2 separate regions of the Homo sapiens genome follow, and region 2 is linked to region 1. A link is a loop called in an ENCODE intact Hi-C map of the cell type or tissue named here. Cell type or tissue: MCF 10A. All regions are shown on one strand. Links, peaks and the distances in the headings refer to the core of each region. The heading gives the core; the rest is flanking DNA.

The links. Hi-C counts contacts between places; a loop is a spot of excess contacts. Peaks named below come from ENCODE experiments on the same cell type or tissue, not always from the same donor. Only the 100,000 strongest peaks of a DNase experiment are listed, where the experiment ranks them.
Region 2: it touches region 1 in a loop (12-fold over the local background); 8 of 110 quality-filtered maps call a loop at or near these places.

The regions. Positions count from the first base shown.
Region 1 is chr15:94,161,784-94,167,175 of GRCh38, forward strand. No RefSeq gene overlaps it. Among named protein-coding and RNA genes, the nearest start is that of LINC01581, 57 kb to the left of the region's middle. In MCF 10A, for the core only: a CTCF peak has its summit at 2,626 (motif pointing right); a DNase peak (open chromatin) is centred at 2,628.
Region 2 is chr15:94,574,035-94,579,426 of GRCh38, forward strand. No RefSeq gene overlaps it. Among named protein-coding and RNA genes, the nearest start is that of LINC02852, 13 kb to the right of the region's middle. RefSeq lists an enhancer at 3,000-3,079. In MCF 10A, for the core only: a CTCF peak has its summit at 3,115 (motif pointing right); a DNase peak (open chromatin) is centred at 3,097.

The DNA of each region.
Region 1 (5,392 bases), core at 178-5,177:
AAACAAAACATAACAAGCCTCACCTGCCCCTGACTGCCTTTTGCCCTGGGTGTACATATCCATGTGTTTGTGTGTGTGTGTGTGTGTGTGTGTGTATTAAATACATTTTCCTGCTGTTTCTATTCTTTCATTATCATAACAGAAAGATAACAGAGCCTGAATAACACAAGACCCTGGAGACCTGTTAGATTAAAAGCTCATGGAGTGCTTTAACCAGTTTTATAGTTGTTATAACGGTGACGAAAACATTCAGAGAGCTAAACCCACGGATATATATATATGTATGTGTATATATGTATGTATATATGTATGTATATATGTATATATGTATGTATATATGTATATATACATGTATATATATGTGTATATATACATGTATATATATGTATATATGTATGTATATATGTATATATACATGTATATATATGTATGTATATATGTACATGTATATATATGTATATATACATGTATATATATGTATGTATATATGTACATGTATATATACACACATATTATATATAAGCCCTGTGATTTCTCATTTATAAATGAGGCCTATTATTTCTCATTTATAAATGATCCCAATGGTTTTTATCTCATCAGGCTGTTTTGAAGCATAAATAAATAAGCAGATGTTCACATATCCAATACATGCGTAGTATAGACATAATACTACATGTGCAAGATCTGTCAGAGTAGATGAATGTGAATTCAGGTGTAGTTTCTGCTTGGGGTGAAGGAACGTTGGGAGGCTATACTGTTTCATGGGAAAAAACACAGGCAATGTTGTCACATCAACCTGGATTAAAACCATTACTTTATCACATACTAGTAAGCTTCTTAATCTATCTGGAACCCCTATGTATAAAATAAACTGAATACCTACTTAACAGAGTTGTTGTCGTGTAAAATGCTTGAATGCCCAGCAATTGAAGCAGATTGGCATAGAGGGGCAGGGCCTGGGCAGAACAAGCATGTGAAGACCTCCTTCTGTGCCCCTTCAGCTCCTTGTCTCACCATAAACCTCAGAAATGCAATGATGCTACCAAGAAAGCGTGCAGCAGCCACCACGAAAAGCTTTGATTTCCTCCTCTTTCTATTGCTCCTTCTCTCTCCTTGGGACTCACGCTAAGAACTTGAACTGTATGATTTCATATCACTTAAGGAAAAAAAAGGAATATTAGGGAGTTCAAGGGGCAGCCACTTGGCAAACATGAAAGCTTGCTTCGGAACATCTTTATAAGCCCCATTTTCATCCAGGTGCTCCTGAGAGCTGCCCCCTGCAGAGCTAACAGAGGCTTCAAGTCCACGCTGCTCATATCCCTTGGCAGCAATTAGAGAAACTGCCCTTCAACATGGGCTTTATTTTATCCTGTGATTGCTAGGGAGAGCTACAAACAGCATCCAGCAGGCAGCGATAGCATTACCTGTTATCATTGTCATTTTCTATTTCATTTATGTTCAACCGCCTTAAATACCGGAAAAGCAGTTTTACTTAAAAGGCTTGGCCCTGCACTTCCAGGTTTATCAGAATAAAGCAGAAACCAAGCTGGAGAGTTTTAAGGGCACAGGAAAAAAAATTAACACCGTTTGGAGACAGGAGGCTTTGAATTATAGTGGGCAAAGATAGCTGGGTTCTGCTTAAGACTTTAAGCATCCAAATAGGTGCATTTAAAATAAATGCCCCCACAGACTTCATCTGAACCCTCATGCCTTTTGTGATCAACATAAAGCAAGCCTCTCAGCAGTAGCTCTCATAAATTCCAAGGATTAATCCACACAGATTGCATTTGGGATACAACAGCAGGTTCGGATGAAGAGCGGGTAGTTTTGTCTGAATGCTTTTCGCTCAGTTAGTAGCAGGACAGCTATCTGTTTTTTGAGACTTAAATTTGGAAATAACTGTCATTTATTGGGTACTTTAATGGGCTAGGTGAGGCCTGTTCAAGGACTTTAGATGGAATTTCATTTAACTCGTACAAAATCTTGTAAGTAGCATTAAAGACGAAGAAATCAAGACTCAGAGAGATAATTAACTTGCTGAAAATCAAATTGCTGGTAAGTAATGGAGAGCCAAAATTTAGGTAAGAAGGGATATCAGAGTCAAGGTGACAGCAGATGTATCTTACTCAAAAACATCATTCCTCTTCCACCAGGCCATACCTTTGACATATGCAAAATAAATATTGCCAAATCTAAGATGCCATCAGTTGTGAGATGCTCTGTCATGTATCATAAAGAAAAGACAAAAAAACTTGTCAATTAAACTGATTCCAAGACACATTCTAATTTCAGATGTAAAATGTGAGGAAAAAAGTGTTTTTAAAGAGCCGTGAAAAAATGGTAATTAAAAAACTAGGCTTAAATGTAAACAACAAAAATGGTAATTAAAAACTAGGCTTAAATGTAAACAACAAAAATGGTAAGTAGAAAACTAGGCTTACATGTAAACAAAAAAATGGTAATTAAAAAAACTAGGCTTAAACGTAAACAGTAAAGAAGTAATACGCAGGCCTAGCTGGAGGGCAGATTGATGATACACAAGGCACATTCTTGTTACCTCTGCTTTCTCCGAAGCTGAGAATAAAATCCAGATTCAATCATTGCCGTTTCTGTATTCTACCTGCAGGGGGCAGTGCAGGCTACTGTATGTGGCCTTTGGCCTCACTGGGAAAGGGTTTCAGAGGATCAGGGGCAGTTGGAGAAATTTTTTTCACTTCTTTTATTTGTATTTGCTGTTTCTGAACTGATTTGAATCACAGTGTCATTTCTGTTGCGCTTTCCTTCTCCTTCTTCTCCTCTCTGATGTCTTCTCTCTCCGCATTTACTCTTTTTCTCCCAAGATTCCCAAAGTCTGAAACAGCTCTACTTGCAGTGAAAAGAAATGCGTCCCCCTTTTCCTTGCACTTCTAATCAGACGTTGACGGATTAGCTAAAGGCGGGGGGAAGCTGGTGTCCTGATTATTCTATGTGCCCATTTATCTGGAGAATGTTTCTCAGGTAGATCTTCCTACCTCTTGATGTACTTGATGAAATCTATTTCTATCACTTTCCTCCTAAAACCCTCAAATACCCCGTCAAATCCCATAGGATAAGTCTAAGCATGGAAATCTATCTTAGCCTGTTTCTCCTACCCTGTTCTGCACCACTACACCAGGCTGCAGCCCGTGAACACATACTGTGTCCATTCCCAACTCCGGGCCTTCACTTATGGCTGCCTTCTCTCTGAAATGTCCTTCCCCTATTCTCTGCTCATAAAACATCATGCTCACTCATCCCTCAAAACTCAGTTCAAGTTCCTTAGTGAAACCTTCTCTCACTTGAACTTCACAGCCTTCCACATACATCCCAACCATCTTAGCAGCCTTCTGTGCACAAGCTCATTGGCAGGCTGTCACTCTAGCAGCTATCAATGTGGCAATCTTCCTCTTTCGTTCTTATTTATATCTGTTTTCCCATTACATAGCACAGGGCTGGAATGATGGTAGGTACTCAATTCATATTTATTAAATTCATAATCGAATGGCTCTTTTCTAAAATACACTACTTCTGATATATCCTAGGTAAGTTATCTTTAACTTGTACACATTTAGGTCACCCGGAAAGCTCTTGAAACTCCTCATAAACAGACCCCACCCCAGACCAATGAAACCAGAACTTCTGTGGATGTAGCCCAGGCATGAGCATCTTTGAAAGTTCTCCAGCTTTCAAGACGCAACCAAGGCTTAGAATTACTGCCATTGCAGTGATTTACAAAATGTGGTCCCAAGGCCAGCCATATCAACCTTTTATGGTAAAGGCAAATTTTTAGGACTCACCCAAAACCATAAATGCAGAAATGGCTGGGGAGTTTGGGAGTGGTGGCTGGGGGGCGGGGGGGGGGGCAGGGTAGCAATCTGTATTTTAAGAGACCATTTATTTAGTCAACGCATACTACAGTGTAAGAACCACTGCCTCGTCCTGGCGTGGCTCACGCCTGTAATCCCGTTGTGTCCGGAGTTGGTTCCTCCATGCCTGTAATCCCAGTGTGTCCGGATTTGGTTCCTTCCAGTAGGTTCGTGGTCTTACTGACTTCAAGAATGAAACCGCGAACCTTGCTGGTGAGTGTTACAGCTCTTCAACGTGGCAGGGACCCAAAGAGTGAGCAGCAGTAAGATTTATTATGAAGAGTGAAAGAATAAAGCTTCCCCAGCAAGGAAGAGGACCCTACCACGTTGCCGCTGCTGGTTGGGGTGGCCAGCTTTTATTCCCTTATTTGTCCTCCCCCCATGTCCTGCTGATTGGTCCATTTTACAGAGCGCTGATTGGTCCATTTTACAAAGTGCCAATTGGTCCATTTTACAAACCTCTAGCTAGCTACAGAGTGCTGGTTGGTGCATTTTTGCAGAGCACTGATTGGTGAATTTATAAACCTCTTGTAAGACAGAAAAGTTCCCCAAGTCCCCACTGGATCCAGGAGGTCCAGCTGTCTTCGCCTTTCAGTAGGACTTTGGGAGGTTGAGGTGGGCGCATCCCCTGAGGTCAGGAGTTCGAGACCAGCCTGGCCAACATAGTGAAACCCCGTCTCTACTAAAAATACAAAAATTAGCTGGTGTGGTGGGACGTGCCTGTTATCCCAACTACTCGGGAGGCTGAGGCAGGAGAATTGCTTGAACCCAGGAGGTGGAGGTTGCAGTGAGCCAAGATAGTGCCACTGCACTCCAGCCTGGGCAACAGAGCGATACCCCGTCTCACACCCACACAAAAATACTAAAATAAAAAAAAAAACCCACTGCCTCCGAGATTCACTTTAAATAATGTTGCAATGTTTTGTGTGAATGAATCCTTCCTCCACCTTGTTCCGATTTTATTCTGGGCACTATTTCTTCCATATACTTACAAACAAAAAGCAGGCTCATATTAGATTTTTTTTTTAACCCAGTTTGGTCTTGTGATCTACATCAATCCATCTTGTGACCAATATCAATGCAATAGCCCAAAAAGATATTTTACATGTTTATTTCATGCCTTAAAACAACCAGAAATATCATTGTCATGGCTAATTTCCAAATTATGAACTAAAAATTGACAAAAAACGAACATACATTGGACTTTCACTATGTGCCACACACATATTAATACACTTAACATGTATTATGTTAAGTGCTTAATTATCTCACAACTCTAAAAAGTGAGTACATTAGCACATCCATTCTACAGATGAGAAAAGGAAGGCTGGAAAAAGACATGATGAATCCAGGGGGAAGAGCAGGGATTTGAATTCAGATCTGCCCTGACGTCAAGTTCTTCTTTGGGGTTTCATGATTTTCCATTTTGTACTTTGCACATAGTCATGCAGCTGTAGAGTGAAGAAAATCTGTTGCTTTTCAAAGTTCCTGGCTAGTTCCTGAAGAAA
Region 2 (5,392 bases), core at 191-5,190, 410 kb after region 1:
GAATAAAAGGTTTTGGGTTTTGTTTTTTCTGTATCCACCCTAAATTACCTGTCTGATCGTAAAGAGGCTTTTGTGACACATAATTATTTTATCTAAAGACATTCTGAGGTTTTTTTTTTTTTGGTTGTTTTCTTCTTGTATCTCCTTATAAAAATATTCAAATGGTAGACCCTGGGTTAAAGGACTTTCTATTAGGTTAACATATTAGATTGCCAATATATTATTTTTTTACTTACAAAAGTGTCAGTTTTATGCAGTTTAACTTAATACTGGTCTTGAAGCCAGTTACTGGCCAAAGTATGAGATAAACCATCTTTATTTATAGACAACAATCATATAATCCTGGATTTCTACTGATTCCCACTATAGCTTGCTGGTTTAGTAGCCATTTGAGCTCAATATCATTAACTATAAATACCTCAAGCAGCAGACATAATAGGGATTTGAGAACATGGCTGGTACAGTAGAAAACAAAACTGTCAAAACAACCAGTTGAATATCTTGTCTCAACACTAAATTGGGCTGGTTTACACACCTAATAAGACCAATCATGTTCCAACTGGTCAGAGAGAGGATCAAAAGCCAACTCATTACAAAGTGGTCTGTTCAGTGGTCAGCAATAAATCTACTCAATATGGTTGTGAACTTGGTTGAGTTGAGCATCAAAAACTACTTATGGTGGGAGTGCTGATGGTAAAAGGACAAATCTACTGGAGTAACTAGAGTTTCTCATTACTCACATATTATCACCACTAGCAGAAATGGTGGAAAGCTCTTAACTGCGAGTTTCTCATCTTACTTGTTGAGAATAATCACTTGTACCCAAATTCAGATATTGTTGCCTTGGTACTAACATACTGGAATGGTAGAATTCAAAGAAGCAGATAATCTGGAAGGAAATACAACTATGGCTAACAATGGCTACCTTCTCCAGGTGCATGGAGGAATCATACCTGCCAGCTTCTCTGAGAGAAGAAGGGGTACTGGATCCTGAATTACAACTGAAGCTCATTCTTTCACAAACAGCAACAAGATAAATGAGGGTCAAATAATCTAGCACTGTGTGAAATTTCAAAACTCAACACTTCCACCCAGAGTTAAAGATGGTCAAATAGAGAAAACAGAAGAGTGAACCAAAGTTCAATTGGAAGTAGAACCACTAAGATAAAGATAGATAGATATCTCATAGTTATATGTATGTGTGTATATCTATAAAATAGCTATAAATACATATAAATATAATATATGGTTATATCTATATGATATATAGTTATAAGTTAGTTATCAATAGATATATAGATCCATTATATATAGATATAACTATAATTATAGATATAACCATATAGTTATATAACTACATATAGATATAACTAGTTATATAGATATACATAGATATATAGATAACTATATAGTTATATAACTATATGGATAACTATATATATATAAAACCATTACATATAACTATATAGTTAATATCAACTTAATACATAGATCTTGAAGCCAGTTACTGGCCAAAGCATTAGATAAACCATCTTCGTTTATAGACAACAACCATATAATCCTTGGTTTCTACTGATTCTCCCTATGGCTTGCTGGTTTAGTAACCATTTGAGCTCAATGTGTCTATCTACCTATCTATAACTACTTCTCAATAAATAGGTTCATCTTAAGTGGAAACATGTAAGTCGTAGAATTCTAAGAAATATGTTCAGCCTAGCCAAGTGTTGTGCTGAACTCCTATTAACCACAACAGAGAAGGCACCAGTTTTAAGAGACCTATGAGGAGACCCAGAGCCAGCAAATGAGACATGGGGTTTTATTAGGAGCTTACATACAGGGGAGAGGGTCCTGTGGCGGTGGACTGGTCAGAAGAACCGCCTTATGCACAGAAATGGCCCAGTGGCATTGGGCTGGATAACATATTTGCATGGCCCAGGCTGGGCAGGAAAACTGTAACCACTTGCAAGCAGCATGCATCTTGTAGAGCATTTTTAACTTAACACCCTTCCCCTAATGACCTCCACTGGCAACCTTCATTTAACACAACACTCAGGGCCCTCAAACCTCTGTACTGCCCATGTTCCACAGAATGGGTCAGGGGCTCAGATGTTCCTCATAGACAGACGATGAAGTTCTGAGTTTGCTATTTTTGGATTCCCTATCTTAAAACACACACTCAGGTGCGTCTGCCAAACAGGGTCGTTCTAAGGGTATGCTTAAGTTATTGCTATCAGGTGCATTTACCCTACACCAAGATGACACACTACAAATCCATCTGGGGAAGCCTGATTTTCACGTATTTACCCAATGTTATCTGCTAGTAGGTATTCCCTGACCATACTGTGCCGTCCTCTGGATACAGCCAGGGAGAGGAGAGAGAGCAAAGAAAGGGTGAGGGGCCAACCAGCCCTGCCTCACCTCTGCAAACATAACATTTTAAACTGCTCTAAGCCAAGCCAAGAAAGAAGTCAGTAAGCCTAAGGCTATTGGAATGGGCAGAACATCTATTCTATTGCTGAGACAAATGAGCAAAGACGGGCTTCTTATACAAGTCAAACAATTCAACACGAGTTTTGGTGTTAGTTATCAGAGCATACAGACTTTGTGTGGTTATGATTTCTTTCTAACCTGGTCCTGAGATCTCTTTGTTGAGAGTGGCCATAGCTGATACAGTCACTCTCAAGAAAAGTCCTAAGTGAAGGGAGAAAGTTAGGTTTTGGTGTGTTACTCAAGTGAGATACGACGAGGCAGGAAAACCAAAATGCATGAAGCAGAAGAAATGTATTACTTACAAATCCCAGAGAGGTTGAGGAGGCCCACGGAATGTCCGAAAGCAGCAGGGAGTGCGACCAGGGGTGAGGCGCTCAGGAGAGAGGAGACCTGTGGGACTAGGCCTTTATTAAGGTCCGTGGATGTCTTGTAGGCCTTTTCCTGGCAGGTGTGGATTGGCTAACTTAAAGAAAACACGTGCAAAGAGTCACATGACTCTTACATTGACCATTGGGTTTTATCATGAATAGCAGCTGTAGGATGCCTTGGATTTGGGGTTGGTGAGATGAGGAACAACCGGGAGGTGTCACACTCAGCCACTAGAGGGCAACGTTGAACTAGGCCAAAGGTGATGGGGCACGACTAGGTTTCAAATAACTTACGTGAGGCTTAAAGCAATGACTTTATTAACTAATTTATGACAAGATTTCAGAATTCCAGCAGAGCGACTGTCTATGAAGGCAGTGTGTTTCGAGAGAAAGTCCTAGCCTGGCAGACCAGGACTTGTGACTCCTCCATTTCTAAAGCCATCATCCAGTCCTGGTGACTTAACTAAATGAAGGTGAGTGCTAATAGATTCAGCCCCCACAAAGGGGAATGATTCTGGTCACCCTTCTCAGAATCAGGTGTGTTCACCGAACAAGGTGGTTAAGTGTGGGCGTCCCTGTGATCCAGGTGCAAGCAATTGGCTGATGAAGAACCGCCTCTTCAGGCCCCAGAAGTAAGCCTTTGAAAGCTCTCTCATACAGTGCTGCCCTGTGCTCTGATGATCTTGGGAAAAGGGGAACTTTTCCAAGGAGAGATTTTATTTGTAGTTATCCCAGATCACCAGAGTAGAGGCTTCTGTATTTGGCCCTAACAAAGAAGAATGCATACCACCCAGAGAGCTTGGACTCTGAGCAAGATGAAGTATGCAGACATACCTTTGCGTGGTCTCCCTTTGGAAAGGAGGGGAGCGTGTTGTAGTTGTCTGTATCAGGCAAGATAATAACTTTAAAAGAGTATAAAGCAAAATGGCAATACCTGGGTGCTAGGTTGCCTTGTGATGAAATGTAGTGGATTTGGATTGTTTTTGTCTGTCCAATACTTTTTCCTCTTTGGGAGAATTGGCTCTTCCCATAATCTTTATGACTGAGTGGGACCCTCACAGCACAGACCTCTTCTTGGTCACAGCAATGGGCATAGGATCCAAGATATGTTCCATTGATCAATTGATCTATCTTTACATCTACCTTTCTTTCTAACTACTTACTTATTTATTAACTATCTATATATTTACCTCTCTTTCCATCTTTGTATTTACTTCTCTTTCACCTATCTACCTACAGATAAAAATAGATGTAGACGAAAATGTGTTTATATATGAAAAATAATGTTACCAGAGGCAACAAATTCCCTTCAACCAGCTTGAATTTGGTTTCTGATATTTGTATCTAAATGGAGTTTGGTCAATTCCACACTCTTTGTCCCAGTTTTGCTTACATAGTATACAATCTCAAAAATAAAGCAAAGAGTATCATTCTCTTCCTTTCCTTTTAAGATAACAGGCACACGGAGAGTTTAAGTAAAATACTCAAGGCCATGCAGCTTTTAAGTTGCTGACCTGGGATGTGAGCTCAAGCCTGTGTGACTCAAGCCTTAGCACATTTCTTGTGTGCCAATCTTTTTTTCCTTTCTTGGTATCATGATAAATACGACATTTCATGGACTCATTGGCAAAAACCACCTGGTTTCACAAATAAAAATGAAGCCTGTGGAGGCACTGTGCAGAAAAAGCAGAGTGTTTGGACATTCAACTATTTTTTAAAAGAGAAAAAGTGAATTTAGCCAGAATCATGTTAATAAATATAGTTTTATATTAATAGCACCTTACATCTGTGCGTCTCTATTTTACAGAGCACCGTGATATATCCTTCCTTTCTCAGTAAATTATTTAAATTACTCTGGTAAGCTGGCAGAGTACTCGTTATGATTGCAGAGAGGCCATGTGTTCTGGGCTCAGAGAGGCAAGGTACTTTGCCTAATGTTTCACAGCTAGGAAGAGATAAAAGCAAGACTTGGGCCCAAATCTTCTGACTCCAAGCTACAGTTCTCCAATTAATGGGAAAAATGGCATTTCTAACCCAGTGACCGTTGTGAGATTATTCTATGTGTGGTATTTTAAACCCTGCTAGGTAATTTAAGTTAAAAAATGGTTCTTTTCTTGTTTCATGGAAAGACGTTGTTTCTGTCTTCTCTCTCTTCCTCTCTGAATCCCTTATTTATCCCACATAACCATGGACCCGAATGTTAATCCCAGTCACAATGATTGGATATATATGTTGATTTCTATGTGCCTGACTGTTAAACGCCAAATAAAACCATTATCACACTCCCAAATTCTTGTTGCTCAAATTCATACCCCTTCTTTCTATTCTTTTTTAAAAGTCCTGATGCAATTCTGATCATGTGGGTCTCTTGCTTATAAAATTCAAAGTCTTCTTTGCATGGCATCTCACCCCTCACCCAATGCGATTCTGAAGCTCAGCCAGGATGGGATCCTGGTCCATGGAGGTCTCAGGTGAGTGACAGAAATATCTTGGGATCTGGGTTTTCTGAGATGCATGGTCAGCACAGCTGCAGA